Regions from separate parts of the Mus musculus genome. Here region 2 is linked to region 1. The links are chromatin contacts, found by Hi-C in ENCODE. All regions are on one chromosome and are shown on one strand. Each heading gives the region's core, a stretch centred on a gene start or an enhancer-like site at or near the end of the contact. The rest is flanking DNA. Distances are from core to core; before and after follow the strand shown.

Region 1 (4,527 bases), core at 1,852-4,351:
CTGACTACTGCTGGCCACCACGCATAAGATTGGACAAACAAGCAATGTGTACATATGCAGTAAAGTTTTTTGCAAAGACACTGCCTGGCCCAGGTATGATAATGAGGTTCTGTAAGGTACTGAGAGTATAACCAATCAGATGTGAGACATGCAAATGAGGTATGATAATGAGGTTCTATAAGGTACTGAGAGAGAGTAGCCAATCAGATGAGGAACATGCAAATGAGGCTTAGTGCATAACCAATCCGGGTGTGAGACACGCCCCTCCTAGGCCTATAAAAGCAGCACCAGTTCTGGGCTCGAAGTCTTTTCGCCTCTACAATCAAGCTCTCCCAATAAACGTGTGCAGAAGGATCCTGTTGCAGCGGTCGTTCTTCCTGGCCAGTCGAACGCGCGCAAGAGTAAGACATCTTTTTAAAAGACCACTGCTATGTCAATGGTTCTCTTTCTATCTGTCTCTGTCTCTCCTTTCTCTCTCTCCCTCTCCTCCCCTCCCTCCCTCCCCCTGCCCCCCCTCGCTCTCTCTCTCTCTCTCTCTCTCTCTCTCTCTCTCTCTCACACACACACACACACACACACAGACGCGCGCGCTATTCTCTTGCTCTCTCTTTTGTTCTCTTTCTCCCAAATGCCTCATGAAGAGATAGGATAGGGGTTAGGGTTGGGGTTAGGGTTAGGGTTAGGGCTAAGGTTAGGTCAGGGTTAGTGGTTAGGGTTAGGGGTTAGGGAATAGGGTTGGGTTTAGGGTTTAGGGCTTAGGGTTAGGGTTAAGGGAGGGCCTTTTTTAAAAATTATTTTTTCCCAGCTCTCTCTTGCTCTGGTCACTCACTCACTCACTCTCTCTCTCTAGCTGGTTTGCTGTGGTTTCTATCCCTGCTGGGAGGGAGGGAGGGAGGGAGGGAGGGAGGAAGGAAGCCCAAACTCTTCTGCACTGACTGGCTTCCTTCCTTCCTTCCCTGCTTCCATCCTTCCTTCCTTCTTTTTTTTTTTTTTTAAATTTATTTTAGGTGTGAGGAGGGCACTGTACGCAGATCCCGTGACAGAGGACAGTTGAATTCCAATCCCAGTTGTCCCTTCTTTTCTTATTTTTATTCTTTTTCTTTTTTTTCCTTCTTTTTCTTTTCCTTTTGGCCTTTTTATATATATGTAAATGTATGTATAAATGTATATGTAAATGATATGTAATTGTATATGCAACTGATATGTGTATGTAAATGCACATATGAATAAATTTGCAAATATTCAAATGAGATTTAGATGTGTGGGCGGTGCCTAATTCTGGTGGGCATGGCATTAGAAGGAATGGGCATGGCTGGGTGCAGAGGGTGTGGCCTGAGTGTGGTGAAACTGGCCTAAAGAATTATGGGTGGGCGTGGTCTGGATAGGATTGGTGTGGCATTAGGAAGTATGGGTGTGTCCTGACCAATTGAGGGCATTGTTGTTGAATAGTGGGAGTAGACTGAAGATCTGTGGGTGTTTTCTGTAGTGGAAGTGTCCTAAAGGAGTATGGGCATGGTCTGAGAGTAGTGGGTGTGCCCTGAAGGAGGATGGGCGTGGTCTCAGAGTAGTGTGCTTGGCCTAAAGGAGGGTGGGCATGTTCTGAAGCTGCATGGGCATGGCCTAAATGAGGGTGGGCGTGGCATTTGAAAGCATGGGCATGAATATCATTTGCATATTTGCTTATTCACATATGCATTTACATGTACACTTGCGTGCACATTGCATATACAATTACATATCATTTGTATGTGCATTTATAAATACATTTACATATATGAAAAGACCAAAAGACAACTGGGATAATTCCCACAGTGACTCGCAACTGAGGATAGCCACGTGGGTAGGGTGTCCTCCTCAAACCTAACATGAAGAAACAAAAAAAAGATTCAGAAGTCAGCCAGTCCTTCTCAGTGACTATGTAAATGTCTATGTAAATTTGTGGATGTGTCCTCGCTGTCTATGTAAATGTCTATGTGTATTTGTGGTTGTGTTCTGAGTAACTATGTAAATGTCTACATAAATATCTCTGTAAATTTGTGGGCATGTTCTCAGTGTCTATGTAAATGTCTATGTGGGCGGGCCTACCAATGTGTGGGCAGGCCTAAAGATGTGTGGGAGTGGCCTAAAGATGTCTGGGCGGGCCCAAAGATGTTATGGAGTGGCCTAAAAGTGTCTGGGCGGGCCTAATTTGAGGTGTGTTCTGTCTCTGTAAATTTGGGGGCGTGTTCTAACTGTCTATGTAAATGTATATGTAAATTTGGGGGCGTGTTCTGACTATGTAAGTGTCCTAAAGATGTGTGAGAGGAGCCTGAGTGTAGTGGGAGGATCCTAAGGATGTGTGGGAGGGGCCTGAATGTAGTGGGAAGGTCCTAAAGATGTGTGGGAGTGTCCTAAAATGTGTGGGAGGGGCCTGAGTATAGTGGGCGGGTCCTAAAGATGTGTGGGAGTGTCATAAAGACGTGTGGGAGGGGCCTGAGTGTAGTGAGAGGGTCCTAAAGATGTGTAGGAGTGGCCTAAAAAAGTGTGGTAGGGGCCTGAGTGTAGTGGGAGGGCCTAAAGATGTGTGGGAGGGGGCTGAGTGTACTGGGAGGGCCTAACGTTGTGTGGGAGGGGCCTGAGTATAGTGGAAGTGTCCAAAAGATGTGAGTGTCCTAAAGATGTGTGTGAGTTGCCTAAGGATGTGTGGAAGAGGCATAAAGCCCTGTGGGCATAGCCTGAGTGTTGTGGGCGGGGCCTAAAGTCCTGTAGTAGTGGCCTGAGAGTATTGGGCAGGGCATGAAGCTGTGTAGGCTTGGCCTGAGTGTAATGGGTGTGGCTTGAGTGTAGTGGGAACAGCATTAAAGCCGTGTGGGCGTGATCTAGGTGTAGTGGGTGTGACATAAAGACGTGTCGGCAGCGGCTGTGACCTACCACGTCACGGCGGCTGTGGGAACGGAGGCGTCTGACTGACATTGGGGTCACCGAGCGACCGGGGCGCATGGGTCGCGGCAGTTACCGTTGGGACGGGGAAACCCCGGCCTCGGCGTCAAAGTCTACGTCAGTGGGCGTGGCAGTGCGCGCACACCTCGATGATGCCGGCTCTGACGTCACAGGAGTCAGAACGCGGAAGCGGGCTCAGGAACCGAATTCACTGTCTGTCTTCAGCTGAGGCGGAATTTACAGCAGGTGTAAGAGTGAGGCAGGGGGATTCCTGTGAGTAAGGAAGGAACTGAGGCAGGGGGATGACCGTGACTGCACGGACCTGAGACAACAGGAGAGAGACTTCCGGTACGCAGCAGGAAGCCCCGCCCGCTTGGCCTTGACTGAGGCAGGGGCTTGCGCTTTATTTTTCTTTTCTCAATATATAAACAAACGCAGTGATGTAGCCGCCCCCTCCGCCTGTCAATCACCGTCTCCGCCCACTGAGCTGTGCTCGCCAATCAGAGAAAAACCTCGCGGGGCTCAGAGGACCCAAACCCGGGACTGGGACAGAATTACGACTCCTAGCATGCCTAGGGGCTACCGCCACCTCACTTCCTGTGGCAAACAGGAGATCCCGCGCGAGGAGGGAAGTAACTACAACTCCCAGCATGCACTAGAATTATTGAACCATAACTTTCTGCGCCAGACAGGATGTGCCTCCGGCCCGGACAGGAAGTCCGATCGGTCTGCTGCGGCCGCAGGGGTTGATGGGAGATGCAGTCCAGTCAGGAAGCTTCGCCTCATGCGTGCCCCGTCCTGCTCGCTGTTTCCGGTCGTACCGAATGGCACCGTGACTGACGGCACGGAGAGGCTTCCAGTGGGCGGCGGGAGCCCCTCTGCGGCGGCGGCTGAGGAGCGAAGCGGGAGCGGGAAACGGAATCACTGTCTGCAGCTGAGGCACGGGGCGGGGGATGACAGCGGGTGTGAGAGTGAGGCAGGGGGATTCCCGTGAATAAAGGAGCTGAGGCAAGGCCATGACAGCAACTGCACTGACATGAGATGGTAGGAAGCCCCGCCCGCTGGCCAGTGACTGACGGCACGGGTTTCCAATCCCCGGTCATTGAACGGCAGGGGGGGCGTGTCGAGGCGGAGAAACCGCGGAACGGAGGAATATTCGAGGACGGGGAATCTGCGCATGCACTGCTGCGCCGGCGGGCTAGAGGACCGGAAGTCCAGGCTGCGGTTCCGCTACCACGCGAATTCTCATGCCACCCATACATTCAACATTTGGTCTCTGTCCCTAAATCACATAACATACAGCAGACACATCTGCTGTTCAATGTTAAGCTACTTTGCAAGCATGGTGGGTTTATATTTTTAATTTTATTATTTTGGATTTTGTTGTTCGAGATAAAAATTTCTCTGTGAAACCCTTTCTGACCTGTTAGTAGGTACAGACACATCAGCCACCTATCATGTTTTTGTACGATAAGCATATGCTTTTGTGCTAAGGAAGCTTCTTAAGAATACCATCTTGTTTAAGATTTACATGAGGAAAAAGGAATTAGATGGGAGACATCTCTGAAGTCAGGAGAAAGATGAAGAAACTACGAAGTCAGCAGAAGC
Region 2 (4,711 bases), core at 486-2,985, 1.2 Mb after region 1:
AGTGACAAGCCAGGAAACTGGGAGCACACAATCTCATTTTAGGAAGGTATGAGTTTGAGGAACTGTAGTTTAGTCCCCTAATTTGTGGAGAACATCCCTTTAGCTCTATTCCTGCCTATACGTTCAGGGAGGCTGAACATTTGGGCATTGGCTTCCAGAAGGGAAGCCTTGGGTCTCATTGCAGGTTGCTGTCTGAGTTCTGGCAAACTGAGGAACTAGAACTTTGGCTATAGCTTGGGCCATAGCTCAGTGGTAGTGTGGTACATGGCCCTAGGTTCAATCCAGAAGGAGGAGAGAAAGAGGAGGAGGAAGACTCGACTAGGCCTGTAATCACAGTACTCAGAGGCTGAAAAAGGAGTATCACAGGTTCAAGTCTGGCAGAATTCTGGAAGCAAAGAAGGCAGATACCAGAATTCCAGAACTCCCAGAGCTACATAGACACTCTGTCTCAAAACAGACAAAAACAAAAGTAAAAGAAGTTCAGGGTCTATAGACTAAGAACCTGATCCAAACAAAACCAAACTACCGCTAACAAAAGCTCGGGCTTCAAATACTGTCCTAATGGAAGAAACTAGCTAGCTGGCTGGCTGGCTGGCTGGCGCCTGTTTACAAACTGAGAAGAGACTAGGTTGGGGAAGGCAATACTCTCACAGGTCACAAACAACCCTGGAAAGAAATGTTTCGTAATAACAATAATACAGCCATCCATGGTGATACATGCTTAGAATCCCAGCACAAGGGAGGTGGAGGCTGGGATTATCAGGAGTCCTGCCCTCTTAAACTGGAGAATCTTAAGCCCACCCACTGTCCAAGTTCTTTGGACGCTCTATCTCTCTCTCATAAGGCAACTAAGTTTGTACTGGCCTTTAGAATTGTCATCAACAATAAGCTCTCTGCAGAGGTTTTAAAGGCTGGGACCTGCCCACTGGTTCTGAGAACCAACTGCCCATCTCTCCTCCATAAGTCTGCACCACACTTTAAAGGGAAAAATGGAGAGCTTGGAGAAAGAGGCTGGGGAAGTGGTGTCCACCCACCACCCAGTTCTAGGAACTGTAGACCCTCAGTGCTTGAGGCCAAGAGTTGCTGGTACCTGTACTACCTGAGTTCTGGGTACTATGCAAGCTGTTCACCTGAGGTTAGAGATGTTGTTGGTACACACCCACCACCCAGGTTCTAGGATGCTACTGTCTATCTCTCTCATATGAGGACTTGAAAAACTTGAGAACTGGAAGCCCAGGTTCTGGGAGCCATCTACCCATCTCTCCCCTATGGAGCATCTGAGAAGTCCGCACTGGAATTGACGAACGGGAAGTTGGGCGCTTGACGTCCAAGGTCGGAGGTGTCGCTGTGCACCCACTGCCCAGATTCTAGGAGGAATCATTCGTCAATCTCCCATAGGAACACTGAGAAGTCCGCCCTGAAAGTCAGAACACTAAGCTGGACGCTCGATGCCCACCCGCCGCCCAGATTCTAGGATCGGTAGAAGCTCTCCGCCTGAGGTAGGAGATGCTGGCCCGCCCGCCGCCCAGGTTCTAGAAGCCGAAAGCCCATCTTCCAGTATTGGACTGCAGCGGAAGTCACCCGAGGTCGCTGAGCTGGGCGCGCCCTCCCGCCGCCCGCGCTCACCTGAGGCGCGCCGGCCCGCCGGGGTGGCCATGGCCGCAGGGTGAGCGCGAGACGCGGGTGGGTCCCAGCGCGCGCCGCGGTCACTGCAGCCTCGCTCCCTCCCGGCGCCGCTTCAAACCCTCCCGCATCAGCTGACATGCGCCGCGGTCACGTGAGCGGGGCGCCTGAACTGAACACGTGACAAGCGCGACCCTTTCTAAGGGGCGGGGCAGAGCCTCCCAGCAGTGCGCATGCGCCCCTCGCTGGCCGCTTGTGGACTAAAAATAGTCGCGCGGTCCTAGTGCCGATAGCAACTCTAACAAAAGGTCTGAGGGACCCACTGGCTTCTAGGTGTGGCGGGAACTGGATCCGATCTGGCTCGGCGACAGCCTTGTAACTTCTGAGTCCAGAGCTTCACCTGTTACCCTCAGTAGTGTCCGGCGATGATCCGGCGTCCTAAGCCGAAAATATCCGCCCCTCTACTCCCAGAAACCTTTTCTGTCTCCCATCTGAGCTACAAGCAAACCGTTTCCTAAACCAAATAGAACCGTATTTTAACAGTCCAAAGACTTTCTGCGCTACTGCAACAGCCTCAGTCCTATCTTTTACAGCCAGTCTCCTCCTACGGAGAGTCCAGGACCTCCAAAGAATTTCCACCTTCTAGAACCTCCTGGTGACTTCCCAAGGCTTTGCAACGACCAGAAAACTTCCCACTTAAACTGACCGCTGGTCTGCCATTCACCTCTTTATGGCAGTCTTGCTTGGAACTTGATAGTTAAAAACGCAGCTCTGCAAGGAAGACAATTTGAGTGTAAATCTAACCATCACTTCAAAACTTTCCACCGTGCCTTAAATTGTGAGCTAATTTCTATTTATTTATTTATTTATTTATTTTGGTTTTTCGAGACAGGGTTTCTCTGTAATAGTTCTAGCTGTCCTGGAACTCACTCTGTAGACCAGGCTGGCCTCGAACTCAGAAATCCGCCTGCCTCTGCCTCCCAAGTGCTGGGATTAAAGGCACGCACTACCACTGCCTGGCCCTTTTATTATTAATAATAATCAATTGAAATTTTCTTGTTCTTTGCAAAACGGGATTCACCCAGGATTACCTGCCTCCCAGAGCTGTACAAAGGATTCAATGAAATAATTCAGACCATCTCACAGTACTGGGGATGTAGCCCAGTTGATAGGGTGCTTGCTCAGCAGGCACAAACTGGGATCAGTCCCCAGCGCTGTGGAAACATGGCATGATGGCCCTTGCAGTCCAATAACATTGGTAAGTATTATAATACTTTCTCAAAAGCCAGGCATTGAGGCTAGGGAGATGGCTCGGTGCAATAGTCAGGGAGGTGGTTCACTGGCTCAGGTGCTTGCCATGAAAGCATGAAGATCTGAATTCAGATCCCTAGAATTTGTGTAAAAACTAAGGCCTGGTACCTGTAATCCCAGCATTGTGGAGGCAGAGATGAGAGGATCCCTGGGGCCTGGGGCCAACAGTTTAACCAGTCTGTGAGCCCCAGGATAAAAGTGAGGGGCTGAAGAGATAGTGCATCAGTGAGGAGAACTGGTTCTGGTAGAGGACTCGAGTTCAGTTCCCAGCATCCACATGGCAGCTGACAACTGCCTATAATTCCAGTTCCACTAGATACAATGTCCTCTTCTGACCTCCAAAGTCAACAGTCATGGGGCACAGACTTACCTGAAAGCAAAATACTTATAAATATATAATAAAAATTAAATTTTAAAAAAGTAAAGACTTGAGGAAGATGCCAACCTGAATCCCTCGCCTCTATGTGTGCATACACACAGGCACTGTCATCCACACCTACAAGTCCATATGCTGCCACCACACACACACCACACACACACCACATACACACTACACACACACACTCACACTCACACACACCACATACACACACACTCACACACACAGAGGGGGTAAGCGTGTTGGGCTGTTTAGAAGATGGATATTGAGGTCAGCTAGGTCTGTGTAGTGATACCCTACCCTCCAAATAAAGCAAAAACGTTCCTCAGGAAAAGTGATCCTTCCATCTTAATCAGAAATCTTGCTATGGTTTTAGAATGTTCCACCCTCTGTCCTTGGTTTTGAGATATTTCTAAACTAGAATTGACCAAACTGTGTTGGTCTTGTTTTCTTCTGGGACCTCAGTATTATATGTTTATTAGGGCATGATGGCTAACACCTATAATGCTAGCACTCAGGGGGTTGAGGCAAGCCTGGACTATATAGTACATTCTAGGCCAGCCTGGGTTACAAAATGAGACCCTATCTCAATAAACAAATAAACCAACACATAAGGTGAAGAGATGGTTTCAATGATTAAACTTGGGTCAGTACATAGGACCCACATGGCAGTTCACAGCTGCCCATTGCTCCAGTTTCAGGAGATCCAGCATCATCTTTTGGCTTCCCAGAGAGGCATCAGGCTTGCACATGATGCACTTACATGTGGGCAAAACACTCATACACACAAAATAAAAATTTAAATAAAATAAAGCAAGCTGATAGATGGCTTATTAGGTAAAGGCACTTGCTGCCAACCCTGATGACTTGAGTTCAATATTCAAAACCTTTATGGTAGGAAAACCAACCCCTGAAAGTTAGCTGACCTCCACACACAGATGCTATGGCACACACACAGACACGCAGACACACATACAAAATATATTTTTCAAATATATAAGAGATGGCTGAGTGGTTAAGAGTCCTTGCTGCTCTTACAGAAGGCCTGGGTTCAATTCCTTTCACCCAGATCGTGGTTTATAACCATCTGTAACTCATAAATATATAATAAGGGTTCCAATGTCCTCTTTTGCTCTGTGTGGGCACTCCATGCACACGGCACACAGATATACCTACAGGCAAAGCATGTATACACATCAAATAAAATAATTTAACATAAATCACCAAATGACAGTCTAGCTTTTCGTGACAGGCTTACTACATAGTCTAATCTCCCTGCTGCTACCTACAGAGTGCTTAGGTGACAGGCCCACACTGCTACACAGGATAACAGATGTTCGTTAAGCACATAAAATGTGTAACAGGAGTATGAAACCTGCACTCTTCCGGTGGCTTTTC

Evidence for each region. Hi-C counts contacts between places; a loop is a spot of excess contacts on that map.
Region 2: a loop to region 1 is called in a map of T-helper 17 cell, with 4 times the contacts of the local background. The contact joins the promoter of Mcoln1 here to the enhancer-like site in region 1. A Hi-C loop is called at or near these places in 3 of 37 maps with a recorded cell type or tissue (T-helper 17 cell and v-Abl transformed pro-B cells).

What each region holds. Positions count from the first base shown.
Region 1 is chr8:4,676,950-4,681,476 of GRCm38, reverse strand. It overlaps Gm6410 (a long non-coding RNA gene), which reads right to left. Exons shown (of 2, transcript XR_378684.4): 1 at 2,911-4,527. Among named protein-coding and RNA genes, the nearest start is that of Gm6410, 4.4 kb to the right of the region's middle. Within about 2 kb of position 3,101, at least 1 of the 3 ENCODE cell types and tissues checked has a DNase peak (open chromatin) inside an H3K27ac peak, as active enhancers do.
Region 2 is chr8:3,497,543-3,502,253 of GRCm38, reverse strand. It overlaps Mcoln1 (mucolipin 1), which reads right to left and starts at 1,735. Exons shown (of 14, transcript NM_053177.1): 1 at 1,627-1,735. The coding sequence starts at 1,657.